2 separate regions of the Homo sapiens genome follow, and region 1 is linked to region 2. Evidence: chromatin loops called from intact Hi-C (ENCODE). Cell type or tissue: breast epithelium. All regions are shown on one strand. Region 1 holds the start of LOC101929278 (a long non-coding RNA gene). Region 2 overlaps EPHA6 (EPH receptor A6).

What was found. Hi-C counts contacts between places; a loop is a spot of excess contacts. Peaks named below come from ENCODE experiments on the same cell type or tissue, not always from the same donor. Only the 100,000 strongest peaks of a DNase experiment are listed, where the experiment ranks them.
Region 1: a loop joins it to region 2, with 20 times the contacts of the local background. A loop is called at or near these places in 2 of 110 quality-filtered maps.

What each region holds. Positions count from the first base shown.
Region 1 is chr3:97,412,620-97,420,619 of GRCh38, reverse strand. All of the region lies in intron 6 of EPHA6 (EPH receptor A6), which reads right to left. It overlaps LOC101929278 (a long non-coding RNA gene), which reads left to right and starts at 5,537. Exons shown (of 7, transcript XR_924240.3): 1 at 5,537-5,626; 2 at 6,498-6,568. In breast epithelium, no CTCF peak of the experiment used is centred here; no DNase peak of the experiment used is centred here.
Region 2 is chr3:97,362,911-97,370,910 of GRCh38, reverse strand. All of the region lies in intron 5 of EPHA6 (EPH receptor A6), which reads right to left. LOC101929278 (a long non-coding RNA gene) reads left to right here. Exons shown (of 7, transcript XR_924240.3): 5 at 5,923-5,987. Among named protein-coding and RNA genes, the nearest start is that of ARL6, 400 kb to the left of the region's middle. In breast epithelium, no CTCF peak of the experiment used is centred here; no DNase peak of the experiment used is centred here.

The DNA.
Region 1 (8,000 bases), 50 kb before region 2:
GATGGGGGAAAAAAATGACTTAAAAACCATCTAAGCCAGATGCTCTTAGTGTTGGGAACAGTTTTTATCCACTGATTCCAATTATTTAGTAGTGAAGTAATTATGCAAGTTTTCTATTTCCTTTTTAGTCATATTTAGTAAATAATATATGTATGAAGTTTTTTCTAGTTTGTGTAAGTTTTCACATGTAATTTACATAAATTTGATCTTGGAAAATTCATTATATTTCCAATCTCTATAATATTTGTTACTATATCTTCATTTTTCTTCCCAGTTTTTAGTTTCTTGTTTCTTTTATTTTGGTCAATTTTTATCTTTTTTTTTTTAAGAATCAAAGGATAAACAGTTTATTGAATGGAATGATGTATCAAAGGGTTCACAGAGAACGAGTGACATTATTATAACTTGAAGTATGATATATGAGAGATTTATGGATGTTTATAATACCCAGATTGGCACATAGATCTATCACATGCAGTGAATGAATACACAAATAAACAAATGATTCTCAAACTTAATATTTAGTGTTGATCAATTGACCCATGAAAAATGCATGTAAAGTTAACAAAAAAGACATTTTTCAGAAGGCTTTTCCTTTCCTTTTCCTCTGTATTCTAAAAATCAGGTTTTTTTTGGTAATACAACCCATTTTTTACTTTAATGTACACAGAAGTTTCTTGTCTTCATTTTGGTTATTTCATGTGTTGATTTCTAGCGGCTTCCCAGTTTCTCAGCCTTTAGAAACTTGAATTACTTCAGTCATCTAAGTGTCTTCTTTCTTGAATTTAGAAACCTAAATTTTGATCAATCTTTCTAAAGGTTTATGTAATCAATCAGTTTTTTCAATTTTTGGTTTTGTTGATTTTCTCTATTTTGTCTTTGTTTTTTTATTTTCTCACTTTTGCTCTTGTGGTAATGATTTCTTTCCTCCTACTTTCCCTGGACTTACTGTTTTATATTCCTTCTGTTAAATTCTTGTGTGTGTGTGTGTGTGTGAGAGGGAGTCTCATTCTGTCACACAGGCTGGATTGTAGTGGCAAGATCTCACCTCACTGCAACCTCCGCCTCCCAGGTTCAAGCGATTCTCCTGCCTCAGACTCCCAAGTAGCTGGGATTACAGGTGCCTGCCACCACACCAGGCTGATTTTTGTATTTTCAGTAGAGAAGGGGTTTCCACTATGTTGGCCAGGCTGGTCTTGAACTGCTGGCCTCAGGTGATCCACCCACCTCGGCCTCCCAAAGTGCTGGGATTACAGACGTAAGCCACCGTGCCTGACCCCTTCTGTTTTGTTTGTTTGTTTGTTTGTTTGTTTTTTGTGATGGAGTTTTGCTCTTGTTGCCCAGGCTAGAGTGCAATGGCAGGATCTCGGCTCACCGCAACTTCCACCTCCTGGGTTCAGGCGATTCTCCTGCCTCAGCCTCCTGAGTAGCTGGGATTACAGGTACATGCCACCATGCCCCGCAATTTTGTATTTTTAGTAGAGACGGGGTTTCTCCATACTGGTCAGGCAGGTGTTAAACTCCCGAACTCAGGTGATTCGCCCGCCTTGGCTTGCCAAAGTGCTGGGATTACAGGCGTGAGCCACAGTGCCTGGCCCTGTTAAATTCTTAAGTAAGATACTTAGTTCATTAATTTTTTGACTTCATTACTTTCCAATAAGGGCATTTATTATACTCGTTCATTTATTACCTGCATATACTGGATGCCACACTCTATGCTATGTAATATTTTCATTATCATTTAATTAGAAGTACTTGAATTTCCTTTACAACTTATTCTTTGATTCATGCATGCTATTTTATCTTGTATTTATTTCTTTTGAAAGATACTATTTTATACATGTATTTTTTCAGATTTATGTACATGTTTACTATTTTATTTATTCACATCTTGCTTCTTATACTATCGTTTTGGAATCATTTTCCTTCTTATTTATGCCCATTTCTTTATGGTAGGTCTTTGAGTGACAAACTCCCTCTTTTTGTTTATCTCTAAACACCAATATTTTACCCTTATTCTTGAAAAAATAGTTTGGCATATATCATTCTGGGTTGAAAAATGTGAGGGTACTATTTTCAACTGTCTACTTTCTATTGTGGTAAGACAGCTGCTTTAAGTCTGGTTGTCATGTTTTTTTGTCAGTGATTTCTTCTATATGCCTAATTTTTAAAATGTCCCCTTTCTCTATCCCCTTTATACTATGCAGCTGTAATAAAGTTTCTAGATATGTGTTATTTTTCCTATTTTGAACATGTTATACTTCCTTCTAGAAAATTCACAGCCATTATTCATATAAGTATTGTATGCTCTCTGTTCTGTTTTCTTTTTCTTAGAATGAAGTCCAGTATTGTTAGATTTTTTAAATGTCTTTTCATTAGTAATTATTAGTATCATTTATTAGTATATACTGATAAATATTAATATATATAGTGTATGACTGTGTATCTATTTATTGAGTTTTTTCTTATAATTATATATTTAATTTTATAAGTTTAATTTCCCCCAATCTGCTTATTCTTCTTATCTTTTTCTCAATCTCCTGATTGCATTTATTATTTTTTAAACTTTTCAAACATAGTTGTTTTGTGTATGATTCTTTAACGCATCAAAAGTCCTTGGGATACTAAATCTGTTGCAGATCGTTTCTCCTCATTCACTCATGTTTTGTTTTTTTCTGTAATTGGTAGTCTTTGATTGTGTTATTATTGCCTGATCATAATCTGTGGTGTCTGAGTCTTATATTTTGAGAGCTTTTCTCTAGATAGGATTTACTTCTATGTCTATAAGAAATCAGTGTATGCTGCTAGAATGGTACTACTTCAGTTTTCCTTCAGTACCTTAGCTCAGCACCAAAGTCGCAGAATCAATTCTCCCTCCTAGCCAGTGGCCCAAGACTCTGATCCTGACAATAGTGTTCTCAGAGCACTTTGAAATTTGCTCTCAGAGAAAACTCACTACACCAGACTGACAGCCATCTTTCCCCTCCAAGCTCAGATTTTTTTTTTGGACAAGAGAAGGCAAGTCCTTGAAATTCTCCCTTAAGTTTTGTAAAAACAAAATTACCATCAAGAGTATGCTTTACACATACCTACCTACTTTGTAAAGAAAGAGCCTTGCAAAATGCCTACTCTGGCATTATTATAAAAGCCAATAAGTCACTTTCTAGTTAGGCTATTGGACATAGCACTTTTTTTTCCATTAAAAAAAGAAAAAGTAGGAGTTCAGGAGTAAGAAATCGTTCATTCATACAATCATTTATTCCCTAATTTTTATTGAATGATTACAGTGTGTCAGGAAAAGCGCTTTTCTCCAGGGAGGCCAAAGATACATCAGATATATTCCCAACAGGACTTAGAACCCAACATGGAGAGACAAACATGGTCAGAGAAAGGTGTACAGTCACTTGCAATTCTCTTTTGTCCCTGAAAAATATTTACTTAGCAAATGACATATATGTTTAAATGAAATGAAAGACATATCAGGAGTATAATTGTTTTAAGAAATACATTTCATCAAGGACATATGCTGACTGGAATATTTTAACTTTTGAAATGGTGTTATATTTTGTTTTGGATTCATTCCAAACTAATATTTTGAGAAATAAAACTTATGAATCAAATGTATTATTTTATGATTATAAATATGTTAAAGACATTTGTAAATGCCTTACCTTGATCTGAGCCTTTAAAAAAGGGAAAGAAGAGAATGAGAGGTATAAAATACTCAATTTTTCTAGATTAGTTTCCTGAATGATGGATTGGGGAAAAATAACTGAAAGTTAAAATGATATTGATGAAAGATATAAAGATACTCATAATCATGAAAGAAAATAAATTTTCAATGAGTTAATTATATCTTAAGCATATTTAAACAAATATGATACTGTTTAAAAATTTTAATATCATTCCTAATGTGAATCTGTAGTGCTAAACATTACACATGTAGGTGTGCAATAAATATTTGTTAAATGTGGGAAAGAGGAGAGAAATGGTGTACTTTGCTTTCCTCTGCTCACTGTTTCAGGCTCATCTCTCCTTCCTTACTATATTCAAGCCACAGAACACTGTCTCTTCCTTCAACTTGCCAAGTTCCTTACCTTGGACTTTCACACTTATGTTCCCTTTACCTAGAATCTTCTTATCTTCTCATTTTGTCACAGTTATTAATATTAAATACCTCTCCATCTTAGGTTAGTGCCTAATCCAAAAATGAAAATGTTTCATCTCTTTAATTATTTAAAATTTTATCCACAAAGGATTTTTATCATAGCATTTCATTTAACTCTAAATTCTAATATAACTTTAGATTGCCAAAAAGTCTTGGATTTAATTTTTAGGAAACAGCATGGTGTGAAGGAAATAATTCTGGATCTGCTGTCAGGTTGACACAAAAATATGTAGCTCAGGAGCTGGAACATAGGGGTATTTAACTCATTTTGGTTTCTTCTCTTTCTTTCCTTTTATTCTTTCTACTTTTTTTCTATATTAAAACAAAATATTAGTACAAGGTGAAGTGTAGATTTGTAATAATAAAAACAAGTAGGTGTTTTAGATTTTTATATGCCACAGATTATAATACTTGGGCTAAAAATTGGTCCAAAAAATTCTGACAATTAGGCGAAATGGAGAAACATTTATTTTGACAACAAACAATATAACTCCATAATTACAAAATTAGATTTTTTTCTGAAGCAAAACTCAAGTAAAAAAAAATTCAAGTGCTTTTTAAAAGACGATTGACTAAATCAACAAACAAATTCAACCAATGTTTCTGAATGCAGAATGCAGGCATATTGTTGAGTTTTAATTCACTGGAGTAATTTTTTCAGGGAGCTTAATGTGTTACAGATATTTTGTTACTGATCATTTAATTTATCAAAGGAATAGAAATCAGACACGGTTCATGAATTGTGATTTGAAATGTCCATTTTGTGATCTGCTTCAAACAGATGCCTGAATTCAAAGACAAGTGCTTTAACAAGCTCTTCTGATACAGACTGTAAAAAACTGGTAGTATTTTTAAATCAAAGGATATATATGGTCAAGTTTTTGACCATTACACAGGACCAGTTTGAGTTTGTTTTGTCCTTTCACAAATTCATACCCTCATCTCAACATGTATCTTGCCTGGGATATTCTCTGCCATTTTATAAAGTCTGTCTTCATTTCTAATTTTGCCTTCAACTATATCTTTTAGAAAATTTTACCAGCTTCAAGGTGTCCAATGAATAGATAAGACAGAATTACAAACCAATACATCTCTTACAACTGGAGACTAATTAATATTGCATGATTATAAGAGGACGCTCATCCACTAATGTTGAGAATAATGTTAAGAGAAGTAGAATGTGGCAAGTTAAAAACAAAAGAGGTGATAAATGCAGATGCACAAATCAAGCTCGCTTTAGATTACAGATAACTACTCCTAATGACTCTTTCAACTATTCTTTTTTTTTCTGTAATTTTTCAGTGAAAGCAAAGTCATCATACACTGTTTGCTTCATTGTATGAGAATCAATGTTTGCATGATAAACTGCCCTAATGGAAGAGGACTCTGAGTTACCTTTTTCGAGCAAAGCCACCTAGGTTACTCTGTTTTCCCCAGAGTGACCCTTCTGTTCTGCAAGTAAGTCAATCAGAAAATGCTCTCCAGGCCATTTTAATATGAAATACAAAAGCTTAGAAGTCCTCTCTAAATAATTGAAGGCAACCATTAGGAATATAGCCAACCAGTCTCTTAATGGAGAGGTCATGAGGGACAATAGGCATAGAATCTCTCTGAAAAGTCCAAGGAACATTTGGTGGTTTACAATTGATTTTTCTGGGCAGATTTCCTTTTTTCAAATAGTAATTATATCAGTGTCATTAATAATGGCTGTTGCAAGGGGCTTTGCTTTACTCTCCAAGGCAAAAATTATATCTGGTCAAAGAAGCCTCATAATTATTTCTAGTTATTTGAAGCAGAATACAGACTTAGGTTTTTTTCCCTTTCATTTGAGAATCTAAGACACTTAAGTCTACCCTTGAGGAATGAGGATAATAATAGCAGAGCCGGGAAATGAAGCAGCTTACTATACATCGGTTACTATGCGGGAATAAACTAAAACAGTTTCGTTGTAATAGTTTAAGTATCAGAGCACTTTTGTAGTAATTATTTTTTCTCTAAATTTTAAAGGTTTGATGCATTTCTTGAGGGTGTTAAGTACCTATCTAAATTAAGAAAGTAAGGCATTTTCTAAAAGAAATTCCTTTCTAAAGAGGTGTACTGATTAACAATTAGAAAAGATGAGCCAAATATCAGAGTTGGGAGAATTGGTTGAAGCAGGGGAATGCCTCAGTGTTTAGCCATGCCTTTATTAAGATATTTATTTGAATATATTAAGTAATACAAATCTATATAAAAAATTATTGGGAAATGGCCTTTCTCAATTTAATTTTCCTATTTCAAAACTCAACCCTATATCAGACCATTATTTTATATAGATTTTCTTATTAAGATTTTCAGATTGAAGGGAGTAGCAGTAGAGTATCAGAAGTATCAGAAGCAAAAAAGTAAATGTATGATTTGGTAAGTATGTTTGTACTTGTAGCCCCAAATAATGATTGTTTAAGGAATAGACACAAATATGGTAGCATTTTTAATTGCATCTGAAATGAACAAATCTTGCATTTGTCTCCAGGGAATATGACTCGGTCAACTCTTTGGTAAGGCCAGTTATCAAGGAAAAACTTGCTAAGGGTTAGATAACATAATCTAGTTGCAGCTCTTATCTTGAAATTTATATTTAAAAACTAGTAAGATTTATCTTTAGGTATTTAGGTATTTAGTCCTTCATCATTTGGGGATAGTAAATTAGGTGCCTGCCTTGTACTTTTGGCTTGTGAAAGAAAATATAATCTCAGGACCCCAAACTCACCGTGCCAAAGGGAAAGTAAAGCTTGGGAACTGAGCCATGCAAAAACTGCTTTCCTTTAGTTCCCAGACAGAGAACTGTAATTTCACAACCTTGTATCATAGCCTCATTTCCATTGCACTCACTTTTCAAAGGCTTAGTTTATCTTATGTAAAATGTAGATTTACTAACCAAGGCAATGTAAAATTGACTTTTTCCTTTACTCCCTGTTTTCACACATAAAATGTAGATTCATTGGGGCTAATCAGAGCCTCACACGAATGTAACGATCTGCCTCACTTCCTACCCTCCTTCCCCTTTTCTCCCTCCTGCTTGCTCTTTCCCCTGTAAATACTTAAGTTCCCAAAACCCCCTTTGGAAAAAACTCAGGTCACAGATGCTCCAATGGCTGTACTTTTTTCCTCAGGCGCATCCTCAACCTTGGCAAAATAAACCTCTATCAGTTGAGACCTGCTTCAGTCACTTTTTGGTTTACAGGCTTTCAAAAGTAGGAACATTATATTTACATTTTTCTTTGCTGGAAGAGTAGTTTTTTGAAGGCTGACTGCACTTTGAATTCATGGCAATGCTACATTTTTTAAAAGTGGTGTCTGTGAGTTTTGTTTCTTTGATTTTCACCAAACTACAACAGAAATTTAGAGGAATTTTGAATTTATGTCCTTGTTACTCCCCAGAAGGCATTTTCTTAAAAAAAAGAAAAGCAAAGAAAAGAAAAATACTAATAATCCCAAGCTACACTGATTCTTGGTGGGTATTAGCCCAAATGCTTAAAAGGGACATTGTGATCTCTGATAATTTACCATTGCAGATAACATAACCTCTGGACTCCCCAAGTATATCCCACATTGTATTATTTTCTTTCCTCCAAACAGTACAGTTTCTTTAACAGAAAGTGGACATTTTTTAGAAGAAAATAATCATTTAAAAATAGCTTTATATTTTTTCTCTTTTCTTACAAATGCAAAACTTGATAGTATATGTAGATTTCCAGATTGCTGAGGAAATTGAATTACTGTTTCATCCTTATCTTTTTATGTACTTCTCTGTCATTTTTAATTTATATATACGTATACATAATATTTTCAC
Region 2 (8,000 bases):
GCTCTACCTCTCATTAGCTACATCATCCTGCAAAAACTCTTAATCTTATTCCCACCTCTTTGAACTTTAGATTCTCCTTTGAAAAAATGGTGATTATAATAATTGCAGCCCTATAATATTGTTTTAAAGATATAAGTCAAATAACACTTATAATTCACATAGTACAAAGCTTAGCACAGATTAGGTGCTAGAAAATGTTCATTTGTCATCCTGTATGAAATTGGGCATGTCATGTTAAAGCCAATAAAATAGAATAAAATAAAAAACCTTAAATATATTATAGCCACTACATGTTTTCCTCTTTTCCTTTAGATTCAATAGTTTTTAATCTAATACTGTTATTATTTGACATTTAATGAATATTGTCTAACAGGAACCCTGAAATTCACTCTCATATATACTTTGACCTGACATGGTGTGTATATTATAAAGCACAGCTAACTTGCTGGATATCTCCATAATATAGTAGTGCTATTTATAGGTGGGGAAAAAAGTAGCACACAAACATGTTGAGCCATACTTTTTCCATGTTATACAAGAATTTTTTGTGGTCAAGGACTTTCCTTATTTATATTTATATTTCTACAGTTGGCATATAGTAAGTATGCTTATATGCTAGATGAATGAATGAATGAAGAAGCAATTATTATTTCTTCTTGTGCTAATTTTCAGGAAAATGAGTTACTCTTGGAAGAATCAAATCATCTCCATTAATGGAAGCAGTAATGTCTCTGTTTGTGAACCATTCAGTTATCACAAGTAGTAAATTATAAACCCAAACCTCAATTTGAGTTGATTTTGCTACCATACGAGTTGTAAATGCTGCATGGCTAAAAACGTGAAGAGAGGGTGGAGATTGTAGGGCAGAGGTAGATCAATCACATTAATGCTTTTCTTTAAATTCCAAATCAATAAAAAAGTTTTTTCTTATTCTGTAGGGACTAAAATGTTATATAAGAATTCTGCTTTTTAAAAGCTACCATCTTTATGGAAAGAATAAAAGATTGAAAACTTTGATTTTTTTGTATCTGGTAGATTGCTGTTATATATTAGCAGGCTGATAATAAAAGTAGTATACTCCTAAATTTGGTAAATAACTGGAGCTATAAGTCTAGATATTATTTACCACATACAAAATATAGGAAGGACATATATTGATTATCAGTATATAAATGTTATAAAGAAGCCAGATAAATTATATTACATCCATGAATTGTTTCATTGTATCAATCAGTGAAACTCAGGGATCACATAAGAGAAGGGAAGTCCCGTGAGCAAGGAATGGAAAACAAGATGAGAGCAATTTCAGGTTAAAGGCAAGAAGCTCATACCAAACCAGTCATCCCTGAGGCTCCCACAGCTTTCCCCACGCCAGTATCTGGAACAACCATTTACCCAGTTGCTAAAGTCGAAAATTTGGAATTAACTAGGACTCCTACATTTTATTTAACCCTACATATTCAAGCCATTGTCAACAAATCCTGTCAGGTCTACTAACAAAATACATCTGCCTCCACCCACTTTTCTATATGTCCACTGCCACCACTCCAGTCCAAGCCACCTTTCCATCTTGACTGAACTTGTAACTGGTCCTTTCACACTTGACCCCTTAATATAGCTGCTAGACTCATCTCCAAAGAGTTAATGTAACTTCCCATTTGAAACTTTCAGTGTCTTCCAAAAAGAACTTAAAATATAATCCAAATCTATTACTTGCATGTTCTGGCCTCCAGGAGCCCAAAATTTCATTGTTATATCATGACACTTTGTTCCATCATTCACTGTAGTCTGACTACAAGTGTACTCTGTTAAGACATGGAAAACTCTTTTCCCAGCTCAGGGACATTGCACATGTTTCTTCTCGTTTTTGGAATGCTGTTCATATGGCCGGTTTATTCTCATTCTTCAGAAATAAACTTAGATATCAGATCTTTTTTCTTTAACCTTTGCATACAAAACAGGTCAACCTATATGTCATAGCAACCAGGTTATTTTCCTTATAATAGTAATCACAAGGAGTAAATACTTTATTTATTCATTATATACTTTTTTATCTTATGTTTCCAACACTTGGGCATAGTGGTGATCATTGTCACAAGCACCTGGGACTGTGCGTGGCATATAATAAGCACCTAATACCTATATGTACAAATAATAAATGGATAAATGAAGTAATAAATGCTTACCTACATGCCTGTCTAGAGATTCTTAAAGAGGGTAATGGGTGAATTTGGAATTTCAAAAAGGCTTTTAAATGTTATTTCATTAATTCATTCATTCTGAAGATATATCATCATTGAAACAGGTTAAATTCTTCGATAAATAAGTGTAGCAAATATAAGTACCATAAATATATTTTATTAGCTTTGACTCATATATATGGTTGTTATGATAGATAGGTTGACCTATTTTGTATTTTAATAAGGAAAATCAATAGTTATGCAATATGGTTCATGAAAACAAAATGCTATATTTATTTTTGCATAAGCATTTATATTTTCAAATTCCATAAATTTATACACGATGAAGTATTGTTGACTTCTTTATCATATTTATAAATAACTAAATATGTTTCAAAATTATTCACATAATACCTTTTAAGAGAAAAAGAAATGACATAGTCTCTCATTTTAATGTCTGTGTAGACTAGCATATTTTCTTTTCTCAAATAATAAAACACAACTAAGACCATAGAAATTAAAAGGTTTTCCTGTTAAGATTAACTGACATTTGTCTCAGAACAAAAGATAGTTTCTGGCATTCAATTCTTTATAATATTATTAGGGAAAGGCTTGCAATATTCCAGATGGGTTCAGTGTTTATCAACATACAGTAATGTTGTCAAATAAAGAACATGTAAATTTTGAGCTTTGAAGTCAGCACCTTGAACTTGTGAAAGTACAAATGAATTATTTAAGAAGCATGAAAGTAGTGTTATGTTACATAAGGAAGGAAGATAGAAGAAGTCAGCTTGTGGTTATACAGACTATATTACTTTTAATTTTTGGCCTTCTATATTTTAAATGTATTGACTTTTTTTAGGACAATATGTCTTAAGTAGAGACCAACTTTTCACTGGAATAGTTTGTTATTCTTTTTATTTAATATAGATATTCTGGCTAGTTGTATTAACCTGGTAATATAACCTGAAACTCCCCAAAATGCTTCCTAAGAGGAAGTATACCATACCAATTGGGTTACAAATATGAAATAGTATATTCAAATTGGGATAATTTAGGAAGAGTTTATAAAAGGGGCAGGTTACGAAGGTGTGAGCAAGTTGTAGGGGAACCACAGGGCTTATTCCAAGCTAGAAACAGAAAACTACAAAAAAAAAATAAATAAAAACAACCCCCCAACACAACTGTTACCATCTTCGGACTTAGGAGAAGGGAGTAAGCAGTTAGGCAAAAAACCAAAAGAAGAGTGAGAGAGAGAAGCTGCCTCGAAAGAAGCCGTCACCGGCCACCCAGGGACACGACCAGCCAGAAATAACACGCAGGAGGTGAGCCAGGGAAATTGATACTGGGACCTTGCTCTCCTTGCTTCTCTCCAATACGGCTGCAGAATAGGCCGGGGTTGAGCATGTGACCTGGTTTTAGCTGATGTAGGGGGCTACTTTATTCTCTATTTACTTTAAAAATGGGTTCACATAAAAAAAGGAAAAAGTATTAATCGTTAACACATTAATATAATACTGTATTACTGTAGTGTATGTAACACAATAGATTTCAAAGCTATTTTATTTTTATCTTATGTGTATCCTCACAAAATCGCTGACAGCTTAAGAACATGGGTCCTGGAGTAAGACACACTGAGTTCAAATCTCAGAGTCCTTCCTTATCAGCTACATATCTTTGAACAAGTTCCTAATTTATTTACCACTATTTCTTCATCTGTCATAAGAGGATGGTAATATCTCCTCCTGCAGTGTTGTGAGAATTCAATGAATCAATACGTGTAAAGCGCTGAGAATAGTTCCTGGCATGTGGTAAGTGCTTAGTAAATGCAGCTCTTCTTACTTTCATTTCATAGGAACAGAAAAGAAGTTCAATGAAATAAAGGAATTTAAGGGTATGCCGTTTTCAAACAAGGGCGAGAGGTAGCACTTACCAAAGTTTCTGGACTTACAATCCAAGGTTTTGTATATTCTACATAAGTACATAATCATAATCAATTGCTTTGTTTTTTTAAGGTTTTCCAAACATACACTTTTTCTTGGCTTTACTCACTATCATGTCTGATTATTGCTTATCCTTGTTCTTTCCCCTCTTTTCACAGGGAAGTGAGAAAAAAAAAAACAGTAATTGTGTGTTCCATGGTGATGTGCTATTAATTTAGTCTAAGATTAGTGACTGTATTAACAATAAACCTACTCAGAGGTAGCATTTCCACACATGTATATATGACCACAGTGGACTTCTGTTAATTACTGAAATGATCTAATCTATTATGTAATTTTAAAAGACGGTTTTACAACCTTAAATCTTCCATAGCTGAAAAATTTTAAACGTTGCCTTCTGGATTGACTTAGGGCATTGTGGTCAGTACCACAAATGCTGCCTGATATACAGTAGATGCTGAATAAATATTTGCTGAAGTAATTAATTAATTAAAGTGTTCCACCCAACATATTGCTTTTATTAGTATACAAGAAAGTAAAACTGCACAGAATACGAAAAAATCAGAAAAAATGTGAATATCTAGATTTAGAGGGAAATACAAAGGATCAATAAATCACAATGTGTAGGTTTCTTTAGTTAGAAAGACCTTAAATCTATGTGGTATCTCAACATAAGCGAAAACAACAATACCGTACAGAATTTTCTCAGGCTGATATAGAGATAGTCTGCTTAATTGTGAGTATATTTCCCTAACTGTTGTGAGAGAGAAATTTTGATGGTGCAATATGAATTTTTAATCCGAATTGTAGCAGTTAAGAGTTTTACTCCACTGAGTGGCTGAATCTTACTCCTCCCAAAGGGTAAGATTCTTTTTCATCTTGCAAAGCAAAGTTGTTGAAAACCAAAGCAAACCCCTTAACCTAGGGATGATCAAAACAGACTAGTTCTAACTGAAAAAAATTAACCAAGGAAACAAACCTAAAGTTACCTTTCATTTAAATTCAGTCAGGAATTGTTTACATGAAAATCACAAAGATGGAGCTTTTGTCCATTTACCGCAAATAGATGAGTAAAAAATTGTAATCTATAAAAATGTCCTGGCTGGGCACGGTGGCTGACGCCTGTAATCCCAGCACTTTAGGAGGCCGAGGCAGGTGGATCACGAGGTCAGGAGATCGAGACCATCCTGGCCAACATGGTGAAACTCCGTCTCTACTAAAAATACAAAAATACAAAAATTAGCTGGGTGTGGTGGCGTGTGCCAGCTACTCAGGAGGCTGAGGTAGGAGAATCCCCTGAACCAGGGAGTCAGAGGGTGCAGTGAGCCGAGATCACGCCATAGCACTCCAGCCTGGCAACAGAGTGAGACTCCCATCTCAAAAAAAAAAAAGTCTTTATGATTTTTCCTGTCATAATATTTTAAACATTTTGCTAATGATGTCTGTAGGGTAGTATTTGGAAGAAATAAAATAGAATATTATAGAACTCGAGGCTCATCTACTGCTTTAATCTCTTTGAAACCTCTTTATTCCAATTTTTTTTAAAAGTCTTTAAAAATGTATCTAAGTAAAATCAACATCGTACTGTAGAAGTTCTAAATGAATATGATTATGATAATAGCTTCTTACACAAAATTTAAGAGATATTCATTTGCCTTTTGAATCATTATAGGGTGAATATATCTACATCTTTCATTTTCCGTGATTGCATTCTGTATATCAAGTAGAGCAGGTCTAGTTACTAAGTTATTGATAATGTGTTTTGTTAACATGCAATTCTCCTATTCCTTTGGATTCAGCAGAGTCTTTTGGAACTTAAACATCTTGACTCTTCTGTTTAAAGCCTAAATCAACCTGAGAGAAGGTATGTTTTTAGAATGGAAAAGTTGCTTACAATAGTTTTAAAAGGCCTAGACACCTCAAGTTTAAGTCTTCAATTTGTGCTTCACTAATCTCTTCAAGTTATTGCCAAAAAATAATTTTCTAAATTTTAAGAAATCAGTAAGTTTTAAAAATGTACTTTTAAAAGTAAATTCCAAACATATTCTAAAATAAATCACACATTATTTAAATAGGACTTTTTTATTTTAGAAATTGTTCCCTTTGATTTTGCTGAGGGCGAATAATTACAGTTACTATGGTAATTAATATTCATTTAAATTCAAGTCTCCAGAGTTGCATAGAAATAAATTATGTTTTTATATTGTAACTGTTTTGCATACTCTTTTAAAACATGACTCTAATCATGAAGATTAGATTTTTTTCCTTGAAATTTTGCTAGCTGTGACATAATTCTAAGGAACTGTGTTACATAAAGAATACTTGTCTGCCTTATTTTTATCTATACCTCAAATTTGCCCTGCTTTCTTGATGTCTCCTGAAATACTTATAACAGAATGAGGAGAAAATTACTGTTTATGTCAAATGTAAAAAAAAAAAAAAACTAAAACTCCAAAAAATTGGTTTGGGTAACACTAACAGGTTCTACCATATTAGCATAAAATCCCCTTAAAAAATAATTGCTAAAATTAGACTCCCTTCTGGCTTTCTCTGTGTCCTCGTAATTTTTCTCAAAAATTTCCCACTAATTCAGAACTCTTTTTTTCATGGTAAAATATAAACAACATAAATGTACCGTTTAAATTATTTTTAAGCATACACTTCAGTAACATTAAGGACATTTATACTACTATGTAGCCATCACTGTTATCTATCTCCAGAACATTTTCCATCTTCCCAAACTGATACTTCATACCCATTAAACAGGAGCTCCCCATTTTGTCCTCTCCCAGCCGTTGCAAACCACTATTCTACTTTCTGTCTTTATGAATTTGACTATTCTAGGTACATCATATAAGTGGAATTATACATCCTTTCTCCTTTCGTGACTGACTTAGTTCACTTAGCCTCCTGTCCTTAAGGATAATCTATGTTATAGCATGTGTAAGAATTTCCTTCTGTTTTAAGGATGTATATTTTTCAATTGTATGTGTATACCACCTTTGTTTATCCATTCATCTTTTAATGGACATTTGGGTTGCTTCCTTCTTTTGGCTACTGTTAATATTGGTGTTACAAACACTGGTACACAAATAACCATTCAAGTCCCTGCTTTCAATTATTTTGGGTATATATCTAGAAGTGGAATTACTAGATAATATGGTAATTATATTTTTAATGTTTTGAAGAGTTGCCATACTGTTTTCCATTTCTAATTCAGAGGTTCTTTTTTAAACAGTAAAATACATAAAATTCAAAAATGAAAAAGCAAATTAGCATGCCACTGTGGATTGCAACATTGATTTGCTAAAAGAGACTTGAGGTTAATTATTAACCTACCCAATTCTTTTATAATGAGATAAGTAAACCAGGGGGAATTTGTGAGATGTCTAACCCTGGTACTCAAATTTGCAGGCCAGTGGTTGCCCCATAAGCCTGCATTTCAAATGGGTGCTTAAAACTTAGTTAGGATTTTAGAAAAAAAAATTAATACATAAACTTATATAACTGTAGAAATAATTTACTTTAGTTTTTGTAGCATCTGAGATTTATATATATATATATATATATATATATATATATATATATATATATATATATATATATATATATATATTGCAGGGGCAATGTGGCATAATTATGGCTTTTGATGTTTTCTATTAAAATCTCTTACATGTGGTGTTTAAGAACTGTTGTTGTGTGTAGAGAGTTCTTAACCTTATTAACACCTCCACATTATCTCTTATACTAAGTAAATTACACTTCTAGAAAAAGCAAAACCTGCAAAGTATAACAATAATAAATTACTCTTAAATTCTATAAATAATTAAATTACTTCCATTTCAAACAGATTTTGTTCCTTTTTGTCAGGAGCATT